2 separate regions of the Homo sapiens genome follow, and region 1 is linked to region 2. Evidence: chromatin contacts called from ENCODE Hi-C data. All regions are on one chromosome and are shown on one strand. Each heading gives the region's core, a stretch centred on a gene start or an enhancer-like site at or near the end of the contact. The rest is flanking DNA. Distances are from core to core; before and after follow the strand shown.

Region 1 (3,436 bases), core at 239-2,738, 320 kb after region 2:
TATTTAATAAAGGTATAATAGATATTAGCAGGGCAGATAGGCATTCTAAGAAAATGGCTTGACATAAGAGCTGAAAGAACTTGTTTAGAATTTTAGAATTATCAAAGGGCTTCATGTTCATTTCACCTTGTTAGGGAGAGGATATCTCCTTTTGCCTAGAGCATGTCTCAACCATTCAGAGTTAAAATGGCTGTTCCAGCCCAGCAAATGGGAAACAAATTTGAGTTTTACTGAAATGGGTTAAGGGCTCTAATTCTCGTCTAGTGTGTTGGTTACACTGGGAAGGAACATCTGTCTAGTTATAATAGTCAAGAGTACCGGTATGATAAATTTGGGTAGGTTTCAGAGTGCTTGCTCACAGCTAGCAAGGAGGATCCAAAAAAGATGCAGAAAGTTGTGTAAACAACTGCAATTGCACTGACACTTTCATTCATATGTTTAGAAGAGACATATCTGAAGAAAATTCTTTTTAAAATAGTTTCTCAGCTGAGATTATACTTTTTTAGTGTGTAGCTCACAGGAAGTTCTAGTTGCCAAGAGCATGTTCGATATGAGTAGATCTCTACCTAATTCTTATGCATAATGAACCCAATTTTCATCTCTTCTAGAAAGATACTGAAAACATGTGTCGTGATCTCAATGTTACAACCATGTAGCCTCATCTTTCACAATACGGTACAATCACCAACGAAGTTTAAACTTCATGTCTGGCATCCAAGGTGAACATTTCCATAGAAAGTAGGAAATATTTAGATGTCTGTTTGCCGTGGTGGTGGTGTTCCTATATACTTTTTGTGACCCTAAAGATATAATAATGTTTGACATTTTTGTTAGCCAGTAATGTGGACTTAAGACATCCTAACCACACTGCTGACTCTAACCCTTTAATAGACTTTCACGTAGTTCTTGAGCCTCACTGCAGGCTCCAGTGCTAGTCCCGGAGGAAATCAGAAAAGGGTTGAAACCACTGACACAGCCATCTCTTTAGCTCCTCCTAACGCAGGTGTACAGTTTCCTGTAGTGAGCAGATCGGGGCCTACAGGGACACTGCATGCTTGCACTGGGCTGTTACTAGTTTCATGGAAATATGTACTAATTGTGTCACTGTGTTTTCTTGTCACACTGCCCCCTTTCTAGGCCGCTCTGGCACCGTTTATTTAAACTGTGCAACCATCTGGCCCAGGTGCCGTAGAGATTGATCAGTAGCACAAGGCCACCACAAGCACAACCGCCACCCGGCCATCCCAGCTATTTCCTCCAGCATTCTAGACATCATGGCGTCCGAGGGTGGGTCCAACGGGCTTCGAGTGTTCGGGAGATAATGCACACTTCGCAGTGGATCTTCTCGGGGCCCCGAGCGTTGCCCGCCCATTAGGTGGCGCCGGTCCCCTCGAACAGGTCGCTCAACAACTCCCGCCCAGCAGCCGCCCTTACTGCGCGCGCGCAGACTTCGGCGTCTACTTCCGGTGTGGCCCAGGCGGGGTCCGCAGAACCAGCTATGTCGGCCTACGGCATGCCCATGTACAAGAGCGGGGACCTGGTGTTTGCCAAGTTAAAGGGCTATGCCCACTGGCCGGCGAGGATAGAGCACATGACCCAGCCCAACCGCTACCAGGTGTTTTTCTTCGGGACCCACGAGACGGCCTTCCTGAGTCCCAAACGCCTGTTCCCGTACAAGGAGTGCAAGGAGAAGTTCGGCAAGCCCAACAAGAGGCGCGGCTTCAGCGCGGGGCTGTGGGAAATCGAGAACAACCCCACGGTCCAGGCCTCCGACTGCCCATTAGCCTCAGAGAAGGGCAGCGGAGACGGGCCTTGGCCGGAGCCCGAGGCCGCAGAGGGCGACGAGGACAAGCCGACCCACGCTGGTGGCGGCGGCGACGAATTGGGGAAGCCGGACGACGACAAGCCCACTGAGGAGGAGAAGGGGCCGCTGAAGAGGAGCGCGGGGGACCCGCCGGAGGACGCCCCCAAACGACCCAAGGAGGCAGCCCCCGACCAAGAGGAGGAGGCGGAGGCGGAGAGGGCGGCGGAAGCGGAGAGGGCGGCGGCGGCGGCGGCGGCGACGGCCGTCGACGAGGAGAGTCCGTTCCTCGTGGCGGTGGAGAACGGCAGCGCCCCTAGCGAGCCGGGCCTGGTCTGCGAGCCGCCTCAGCCAGAGGAGGAGGAGCTCCGGGAGGAAGAAGTCGCGGACGAGGAGGCCTCCCAGGAGTGGCATGCCGAGGCACCGGGCGGCGGAGATCGCGACAGCCTGTAGTTACCAGCGTTTCCAGAAGAGCCCCTGCCCCGTTCCTGCTGCGGCCTGGCCGTTCTTGGGGAATCTGACCACGGCGTGCAAACTGGGACTGCCTTTCCCTCTCCTCAGCCCGTCCTCCTCCAACCCGCGCTCCTTTGCCCTGCCGGGCCCCAGGATGGCAGGCCACCTGACTCTCACCTCTGTGCCCCCACGCCTCTGTGATCTGAGTCAGGGCCTCAGTTCCCTCCCTGGGATAAAGTGAGGCCACCATCCCAGCTTCCGGCTCCCTCTTCTCCCCCCTCTACCCGCCACCCCACCCCACCCCACCCCCGCCCACTCGTTGCCTGATTCCGTTTCCGACTTGGGGTTCAGGCAGGCTGTTTTCACCTCTAGACACCCCTCTCCACCCCTCCTGCTTCCCCAGGCATTATGAACCTCTGCTTAGGAATATGGGTAGGAGTGAAAGGCCTGGCAGATAAAGAGCAGAGGGCACTTGCAGGGCCTGGGATGAGCAGTCTTCAAGCTGTGGTAGTTAGCGGGCAGGAGAGCGACATCTTCCTGAGCTCCTGTCCATGCCTGCCATACCTGCCAGCTTCAGACATTTAGGGAAAAGGGGCAGCATGTGGGGAATGCCCCCCGCCTTCCACAAATCCTTTTGCTGACCCAGGAAGTTCTGGGAGTTGCCGTTTTTCATCAAAACGTTTGGGGGCTTCCAAGTTGTTTGTGAGATCTGAAAACTTAACTTTGCCCAATATCCTGGTTGGGGACCGTGAGAAATATCTGTCCCATTTAGATCTCTGGGGCCACTGATGGGATGCCCTGGGAAGATCCTTGGCTGCCGCTTTCTCTCCCCACAGCCTCAAGGCCACCCTACCGTCATATATATCACTCAGGCGTAGAAGAAAAGACACATATTTTATAAAATCTTTTTAATAAAAGGAAGTTCCAAGAAGAATTTTTAAGAACTACCTCTAGGTGTGCCTCCACGCTGGCCCTAGCTTTCCCATTGCTGTTCCATTGCTGAGACAAACTGGAAGGCTCCCTTTCTGTTTGAAGTTTTATGACTTGTAGTCAGGCTTTGCTGTTCGTCACAGTGTCATTTTCCATTCAGGTACCATCACCTGGTCCCATCAACAGGTCTAGTATGTAGCTCACTGATAACAGAGGAAGATGTGTCTCCTCCCACCCTCTTCCTAATGGTCA
Region 2 (3,313 bases), core at 45-2,544:
CAGGCAGTTTAAACTAATGATTGTCTGGAGGTTCACCACTGACACGAACTAAGCTTCTGTTCAAAACAAATTGCAAATAATTCCTCCCTTAGAGTCAAAATGTCACTTTTAGAACTCCATGTTATTGTTAGATTTTTGTCAGTTACATCAAAAAAAAAATATCTGCTTTATAGGGAGTGTTCTACCTTTGAAAGGACGGAGTGACACAGTTTCCCTATTAAAAAAACCCACAACACCACGTATCTGTATATATGGATCTACATCGGTTTCACTAGGAATCACCCCTCCCTCTTCCCCCTCATCCCCTTCAAAAATCCTAATTGTAAAGTAAAACACCCTTGGGGCAGTGGTAGGCCCAAGTTGCTTAGCAACCCTCAGCAGGTAGCAAGGATTCAGCTGCAGCTGTCCTGATTCTTTCCTAAGAACCTTCTTATTACTGTTTGTGCTAATCTTTAACCAGGCTTTTAAACCACAGTCTTTCTCTGGGGTCTCTTGTTGTTAGATTGCAGGGGCCTACTCAAATGTTGTCCCAGAGGTAATGGTATTAAGGGTGGCTATTGAATGTTTGAAGAGTGATAAGTGCTGGAAGGGATTAGAATTGCATGTTCCAACTAACCTTATTTTACATTCTTGAAAAATATCATGAAAATTGTCCCCCAGTAGGAACAATGGTTGGTGTTGACACACAGCTCTAAACCTGCTTTTGCTCCCAGCTTGTAAATTGGGTGAGGCGGACTCTCTCCCCATAATTGTTTCTTTTAAAAGACTTACATTCTCCTGCAAAGACTACTTAAGGAATTCATTAAGAATTAGTAGATAGCCTGATTTCATTCTCTCATTTAATTATGAGAAAGCTAGGTGTGGATTGGTAGAGAGGGCTAAAGAGAGATGTAATAGGGGATTGAGAAAATTTCTTTCCATGGAGAAGTGTTTCTGCCTACATTGGCAATCCAAAAACTCTGAGGTTGGACTTGAAGTTGGCCAATTATTACAGAATAAAACAGTGGCAAAAAATGGCACATTTATTATTAATAGCATGGAGATTTCTGCTTTGTTTCCTGGGTTGCGAGGTTTGGATAAATTTCAGAGGCTGCCCACAGCTGTTATTAACCAATGAGGGTAAGCTCATAAAATATTTTAAAGTAAGTCTACTTCTACCTTCCCATCACACAATACAAGGCAAAATGAAGAAGACACAGCTACCCTGAGGTTTTTTTTCACTCAATCCCTTTCTCTCAGCAGATTAAAAAAAAAAATTATGAATGATTCACTCCTCGAAACTTCATTCTGTCATTTAAAAGGAATTTAGGCCTTTTTCTATCATAACATTTTGTTACAGACCTGGTCCTATTATGCAACATAATATGTACTGAATATGTGCTGATTAACTGACTTGGAAATTGGAGAAAGGTCAAAGCCATCTGAAGGAGATAACATTTTTATAGGCTCTGAACCTTATTGAAGTTCATCTATATAGATATAATCTTCAAAATTCGGTTTAAAATCACACACACAAATAAGACTCATGAGTCTCCTGATTTTTAAATTTCACTACATTCTCCTTTTCGTTACAGGTTGTATAAAAATTGTTTGATCTTAAGTAAAAAACAAAAAGGATAGTGTCCTCCAATAGGTTGATTGTTGAGAGTGTCTGCCATCATACACATGGAATAGTTCACGTTTATTCTTCTGATCCCACCAAATATCAAGTACAGGGAAATATACCTTATATTTCTGATGGGAAAACTGAGACAGGAAACTTGTTATTCAGTTTTAGATTGCCATATTGGGATGCCCTGAAAGTCCCACGATGTCATATAAATCTCCCCCACAGTGAAATGATACTCAGGTGTCTACTAATATTAGTGTTGTATTTAGAGGACTAGCTAATTTTTCTTTCCAAGAAATCTTGGCCGCACCACTTCAAAATGATAAACTCTCTAATTTTGATTTGTTTTCTATTTAAACTCCAACCTCTGTCTTTTATCTTTCCCTTGCCCCAAGATCCATTATTTTGTTACATAAATGATTGCCCAAGTGGGTCAATTAAATTCTGAATACAGCTGGTGTTGATTACAGTTTTGCTAATAAAAATATCTTTGTGAAATCTTCAAGGTGACCTGTAAAAATTAGCTCCTTGATGAACCTGGAAATTCGAAAAAAAATCTATCAGTAAACATGTTGATCGATTTCATCCTATCAATCAAAATTTAGTTTGCCAGATAATAATTTGTTAAATGTCAGTAAAGGAGAATATCGTTTAGAAAAGGGCGATTTGAAACAACGTGCTTGTGCCCTGGAGAGGTGTGTAGAACCATCTTCATGGAGTGTGGGTTTGGACTTTATCTTTCCAGGAAGTGGGAACATAGACCCCACGCCTTGGTCAGAAGGCACCATGTTCCTGTTATCTCCAGGCAGCTACCTGTGTCTACCTGGGGCAGATGGCTCTGTGGACCTCCTGTTCAAGTCTTCCTGTTAAAATACCCCTGCCCTCCCACTGTACCTCCAAACCATCAATCCACATGCCAGAACTACAGCCCCATCCCTGAGAGATGCATCTGGTTAGGGTGACCCATTGTGGGCTGTAAGGTTTCTGTTGTGGTTCATTATGTTAGGTATGGACACATATTTTTAGTGTTGTTTCTGGCTCCCCGAATTTCTTTTCATTTCTTTTTGGACATCTGAATCCAGGAGTGCATAAAAGACCATATGCTTTATTCTTCATTGTTAGTAATTATAGTAACTGGAGGAAGATCCTTAGATTTGTTGACTTCAGGATTTTTTAACTTCGGCACTACTGCTATTTTGGATGGTATTGACATTTTGGGCTGAGTAGTTTTTTTGTTGTAGGGGGCTGTCCTATGCATTATAAGATGTTTAGCAGGATCCCTGGCCTCTACCCACTAGCTGTACCTCCCCGAAGTTGTGACAACCAAAAATGTCTCCAGAAAGTGCCAAATGTCCCATGGGGGGGACAAAGTCATTCCTAGTTGAGAACTGCTGGTTTATTCTCTTGTGTGGTGCAGGTCAGCCATATCAGCGTCACTGAGAGCTTGTTCGAGATGCAAAAGTCTCAGGACCCGCCCCAGGCTCACTGAATAGGAATCTGTGTTTTAACAAAATCCCTGGATGACTTTGTATAAATATGAATGTACGGGAAGTGGTGATTTAGTCCATTATCTTGATCCGAAGTCTGGACATACGTATTTCTTAGGCTAAAACAGCACAATTCCAAGGCTCAAAATGTAACTATAGGCCAGGCTCGGTGGTTCAAGCCTGTAATCGCAGCACTTTGGGAGGCTGAGGTGGGTGG

Evidence for each region. A loop is a pair of places that touch in the nucleus more often than their neighbours do.
Region 1: a loop to region 2 is called in a map of PC-3, with 2.0 times the contacts of the local background. The contact joins the promoter of HDGFL1 here to the enhancer-like site in region 2. A Hi-C loop is called at or near these places in 1 of 168 maps with a recorded cell type or tissue (PC-3).

What each region holds. Positions count from the first base shown.
Region 1 is chr6:22,568,078-22,571,513 of GRCh38, forward strand. It overlaps HDGFL1 (HDGF like 1), which reads left to right and starts at 1,489. Exons shown (of 1, transcript NM_138574.4): 1 at 1,489-3,436. The coding sequence starts at 1,499. The coding sequence ends at 2,254. The region is part of intron 5 of LOC105374971 (a long non-coding RNA gene); the gene reads left to right.
Region 2 is chr6:22,250,242-22,253,554 of GRCh38, forward strand. No RefSeq gene overlaps it. Among named protein-coding and RNA genes, the nearest start is that of PRL, 45 kb to the right of the region's middle. Within about 2 kb of position 1,295, at least 2 of the 41 ENCODE cell types and tissues checked have a DNase peak (open chromatin) inside an H3K27ac peak, as active enhancers do; they include PC-3, where a contact is called at or near this core.